Regions from separate parts of the Homo sapiens genome. Here region 2 is linked to region 1. A link is a loop called in an ENCODE intact Hi-C map of the cell type or tissue named here. Cell type or tissue: PC-3. All regions are shown on one strand. Links, peaks and the distances in the headings refer to the core of each region. The heading gives the core; the rest is flanking DNA.

Region 1 (2,740 bases), core at 1-2,500:
GCTATAAATTAAGATTTGTGTACTTTATGTACATTATATCTCAATAAAAATGTAAAAACATTTCTCAGTAAATATTTATTGGGTACATACTACTAACTGTTCAGGGCCCTGGGAAAACAATAAACAAATCAGAAATGAGCCATGCTGTTCTTTGAGGTTCACTCCAGTTGGGAAGATAGAAATGAATCAAATGGCATCAATACATTATAAACTGAGATGACCCATCTTAAGGGAAGGACCCCAGCCCTGGGAGACTGTAACAGAGGCTGGCCAGGTCTGGAGAAATGATGGTTCAAGCAGAAGGCAAAGGGAGCAGAAAGAGAGCACTCCAGGCAGCAGAAACAAGTGCCAAGACTCCAGTGCCAAAGGAAGCAGGCTGTGTCCTGCTGGAGGAAGCTTGGGTGACCAGACCACGCAGGAACTTGCAAGTGGGCAAAGGACTCTGGCCTTTAGCTTAAGATCAATGGAAGCCATTGAGGGTTTTAAGGGAAGGGACGTCACACTCAAATCTGTATTTAGAAAAGACCTCACTAATGTTGTGTGGATTTGAGAGTTGTATAGCAGATACTTCCTAGGACGCTCATTAGGGGAAGACTGTGAGTCCAGTCTAGAGCTGCTCTATCCATGAGAAAAGGCAAGAAGAATATTAAGAGGAGGAAGTGACTGAGAACTGCAGATTTTATGTCTTTAAATTTATGTTGAACCGAGGTAATTCATCTTCAAATCAGTGTGATATAGTACCCCAGGCTGCCTCCAGAGAAAGGGACCTGAGGAGGAGGGAGACTGTATTGTAAAGCTTTTGACACCCTGTGATTTTTTAATCATGCATATGTATTACTTACTCAACATAAAATTAAAATTAAAAATTAACAACACTCAACTGGAGCCTTCCTCATATTGCTAACGCTGCCTTAACTCCCTGTTGGTGATAAGGCATAAAGGTAAAGAGGCATCACAATGGTCCCTGTGTCCGGCTCTCATTCCTTGTGAGTAAAAACGGGACTTACCTCAGAAAATTACCAGAGAAAACGCTTCCTGAAATAGAAACAGCCTAAATCTAAAAGACACATGTGCATCATTTAAGATACAAAAGTTTACCTGGTAAAGAAATAACTTCTACTAATAGCCTGGATTTTTAGTTCCTTATATCTAGCTTGTCAAATTGCAGGCCGAGAAGAAAAAAAGGGCAGCATTATTCATGAAAACCAAGACAAAAATGAAAGTTGGTGATTTGGCTCAAAGGACCATATTAAAAAAACAACCGGGTAGTCATAATTTCCTCATGTTTTAAATCACTGAAATCTAGAGTTGCAGCTGTCCCACAAACTGAAACCATATAAATTTTTAGAAAATGAGTCAATCATGAGATTAAAGTTTCAATTTATAACACTTCTGTGTTTTAGTTACAAAGTCATAAATAAACCTAGCATGACACAGAAAGTAAATATTTTTTCAGTTGTTTATGCAGGCAAAGAGGAAAGAAATTTAACATGCAATTAACCACTTAGGTGTTTCTAGATATGCACCATATGGTCTTTCTTCGTATTTAAGATAAAAACAAAAATAAATATTGTTTTCTTTAACCTGATGTTTGCTTAGCAACATCAAATATTCCAAGCTAGCTCAGCCCAGGCACTAACTTCACCTCATGGAAGAGACTTTCCATTTGCAGGAGAGCTGGGGCATAAGAATAGGAGGAAACTTCTTCCCCAGGGCGAAGAAAAAAAAAAAGAATAGGAGGAATAAGCATTTTTACCAAATAGTTTAAATTGAATACTCTGGAGAGAGAGCAGTAAATATTTAACCCGCCTGGGGCTCCAGTCCTATTGTTTAATAGACAATATATTTGTTTATACATTTAAAAACAGACCCTTATGCCATTCTTTCAACCAACATCTGAACAAGTGTGGGATAAAAATAGCCAAGGTCCAAAGCAACCCTAAGATTTCTGTATAAGGACTCCCCATATGATCACGGTTACTTACCTGTCTTAGTTTAAAAATAACTAATGGGAACAATCTGATTGACATTTTAATCTAGATGACAGAAATCACTTAATGGATAATTATTTTCTTATCTTCATGTCTTATCAACTATTCTAAAATTAACGCTTTTAAGGTAAAATCATTATATACTTGATGCTACATGAGGTCAATACGTGGTGCTACACTTTTATATTAACAACTGAAATAAAGTTGTAAAGTCACCCATGAACAGCTTTAAGATATACAGTTAAAATTAAAAACACAAAAACATTTGAGAAGCTGAGGTAGGAGGACCACTTGAGGCCAGGAGTTTAAGACTAGCCTGTGAAACATAGTGAAACCTCATCTCTACCAAAAAAAAAAAAAAAGCTGGGAGTGGGGTGTGGTGATGAGCGCCTGTAGTCCTAGCTACCTGGGAAACCGAGACAGGAGGGTCAGTTGAGCCTTGAGGTTAAGGCTGCAATGAGCCATAATCATGCCAATGCACTCCAGCCTAAGTGATGGAGCAAGACCCTGTCATACATATACACACACAATTGTTAATATGCTTGAGTGTTTAAATGTCACCTATCTTCATATATTATATATATATGTGTGTGTGTATATGTATATACATGTATGCTCTATATATCGAACAAAGAAGCTCTTAAAAATTGACTATCGGCAGGATGCAGTGAGTCACGCCTGTAATTCCAGCACTTTGGGAGGCCGAGGTGGGCGGATAACTTGAGGCCAGGAGTTCAAGACCAGCCTGG
Region 2 (3,035 bases), core at 321-2,820, 76 kb before region 1:
AAGTAATTGTATTTTCCAAGAATGATCCTCTTTCAACCTCACGATGATGCTTCCATGGTTGGAAAATAAAATTATTCACAAAAGTGAAAGTACTAGGGGCAGCTGCAGGGCTACAGGCCTTTGAAGACATTGCTCAGTCTCTTCAGATAGTTTCTTTCACATGTTCTATACCTTGGTTCCCCAAAACAACTCCTCCATTAAGACTGCTCAAAATTGAAATAACACTGTGGCACAGATGTTTTGCCCATCAAATTCACAAAGATCAAAAAGGAAGGACTGAATAGGCAGAGTGGGTATGTGTTAAGAAAACATGTTCTCATACACTGTACTACTTGTGGCAATATAAACTGATAAAACTTTGTAGAGGGAAATATGGCCAAGTGAGTCAAAAGTTTTAAACCTGTTAATATCATTTGGCTCAGAAATTCTACTTGTAGGGATTTATCTTAAGGAAATTTTCACAAATGTACACAAAGATTAATTACAAAGATGTTTAGCTTCAATGTTGTTTGGAAACTAACATAACGTGCAATAGAGGCCTGGTGAACTGAGTACTGGGACCTTCACACTGCACAGGGGAGCAAGAACCTCTTCTCTTGCCTCTGCTTTGTGGGATTTTCCAAAATCCTCCTGGCTTCTTTTCCCTTCCCTTCCTTCTTCCCAGAGCAGGGGCCAGCTTTACCTCAGTTGGTAGGTCACACACATTGGGTGGAGATGGTCAAAGGTCCTCTGCTTGGACAAGTTGCTCCCTGTCTTCATTCCTCTGGCCAAGGCCAGTGTTAGGTGGGGACTGGTGAGCTGTCTGGCCCCACAGGGCTAAGCTTTCCTTTAGGTGGGTTTATCCCACTTCTCAACAGTCTAACAAAGAACAGATTCCACAAGCCCACTTCGTCTCTTGCTGCAAGCTATGCCTTCCGATTCTGCCTTCATTAGAAATAAGGGTGATATTTTGGTTCTCCACCTGCTATTTCTCGATTTGGGTGGGGAAGATGGGTGCTACTTACTGAACTCTCCCAAAGACCTTCAAGAACACTGAGCAGAATACCATCTAGCCATAAAAACTGATGTAGAAAAATACTTATGATTGGAGGAAAATCATGGGATTTTAAAGCAAAATAGCAGGTTACAAAACAGCATGTAATAAACAGCTGAAAAAAAACAGGGGCATAGCAATGTATTGTGGTTATTTTCATCTTGCTTTAACCTGTTTGATTTCAAGCTTTATTTTATTTGCACGCAAAGCATCCTAACTGCTGTTGGCAGTCCTTGTGTGCTATGAGACATCCTCACAGTATCCTTCTAAGAAATTCACTGTTTTACTCAAGCTAGTTGAAATTTGCATTCTATCACTGCAGTTAAGAGAGTAAACAAATAAAATGTTCATGTTTCTAAAAACCCTGAAGAAGACAGATTGACAGAGCTACCTTGTATAGCCAGAGAAAAGCAATTTACCTTCCAATTTTCTCAATATGACAGTATTTCATCTATCTCTGAAGATATAAAGACTAAATTAAAAGTGGTAATGTGGACATTAATAAGAAAAGAAAGGGAAATAAGAATTATGAGGATTCATATGTGCTAAGTACATTCAGAAATTTACAATTTCCTAACAAAATGGAAATGTTCTATCAGTTGGAAAAGCATGCAGAAACAATTGTACTTCCATTCAGACATTACCTTTTGAAGCCTGTCACCCCAGTGAGTGAGGGAAGGAAGTAAACATATCTACCAGAGGCAGGAAAAAAACTTACTTCAAAAGATCACTTAGCAAGAACTTCTTAATTATCAACGAAGCTTTGGTGAAGATGCAGCCAGCTGGATATCATACAACAGACACTATATTAGTCACTAGTTAAATAAAGATGAAAGGATACAAGTCCTGACTTCAATTTGCCCACAGTTTAGTGGGGAGATAAACATGGATAAAGTATAATTATAGGTTTCATTTCGTATGCTGGGTACAATGGTGTGTGCCTGTAGTAGTTACAGCTACTCAGGAAGCTGAGGTGGATTTTTGAGCCCAGGAGTTTGAGGCTGCAGTGAGCTATGGTCACACCTATGAATAGCCACTGCATTCCAGCCTGGGAAACATAGCAACACTCTATCTCTTAAAAAAATTTAAAAGAAATTGGATCACGCAATTATGGAGGCTGGCAAGTCCAAAATCTGCAGGGTTGGTTGGCAGGCTGAAAACCCAGGGAAAGACAATGCTGTGGTACAGGTCTGAAGGCAGGCATGTGGACACCCAGGAGAAGCTGATGGTGCAGATAAAGGCAAGAGGCAGTATTCTCAAGAATCCCCTCTTGCTTGGGAAGGTTGGTCTTGTTCTATTCAAGCCTTCACATGATTGGACAGGGCCCACCTATATTTGGAGGGCATTGTTTTACTCAAAGTCCACTAATTCTAATGTTATTTTCATCTATAAACACCCTCACAGAAACACCAAGAATAAATAATGTTTGTCCACATATCTGGGCACTGTGGCCCAGTGAAGTTGCTACATACAATTAAGCATCACAGTGTCTGTCCTAAGAATGTGTGGTGCACAGCCCTGAACATGGGACTGTGATGCTCCGTGATGGTGCAGGGTGTGTAATACATCACTGCGTTACAGACCTATAGACTGTACCGCAGAAAGAGTGAATGTGAACCAGTGTAACCTGTGGACCCTGGGTCAGTGTAGGTTCATGGGTTGTAACGTGTACCGCTCTGGTGGATGTATGCACATGTTACACAAGAGTGTGTAATACATACTCTTTCTACAGACCTCTGGGGTTGGTGCCCTGCAGCATCACACATGGCCTGGTCTGGCCTCCTGTGCTCCTTGGGGGGCAGCTGACCATGAGGTCAGATGAGCATGATGTGCCATCCCATTGCTCTTCCCATCACCCTGGCCAGGCTTTGTGAATAATCTGTGTTCCTTGCTTCTATTTCCTCATCATTTGTTCCTTACTTTTTCTCTTGGCTTCTCGCTCCATTCACCATTCCCTCAGTTCTAAAATTCCCTGGGAGCCCAGTGTCCTCCCTGATGCCTT

What was found. Hi-C counts contacts between places; a loop is a spot of excess contacts. Peaks named below come from ENCODE experiments on the same cell type or tissue, not always from the same donor. Only the 100,000 strongest peaks of a DNase experiment are listed, where the experiment ranks them.
Region 2: it touches region 1 in a loop (5-fold over the local background); 2 of 110 quality-filtered maps call a loop at or near these places.

The regions. Positions count from the first base shown.
Region 1 is chr13:23,793,490-23,796,229 of GRCh38, forward strand. The region is part of intron 16 of MIPEP (mitochondrial intermediate peptidase); the gene reads right to left. Among named protein-coding and RNA genes, the nearest start is that of PCOTH, 94 kb to the right of the region's middle. In PC-3, for the core only: no CTCF peak of the experiment used is centred there; a DNase peak (open chromatin) is centred at 1,332; H3K4me3 peaks cover 1,478 bases; H3K27ac peaks cover 2,385 bases.
Region 2 is chr13:23,717,391-23,720,425 of GRCh38, forward strand. No RefSeq gene overlaps it. Among named protein-coding and RNA genes, the nearest start is that of TNFRSF19, 150 kb to the left of the region's middle. In PC-3, for the core only: no CTCF peak of the experiment used is centred there; no DNase peak of the experiment used is centred there; H3K27ac peaks cover 669 bases.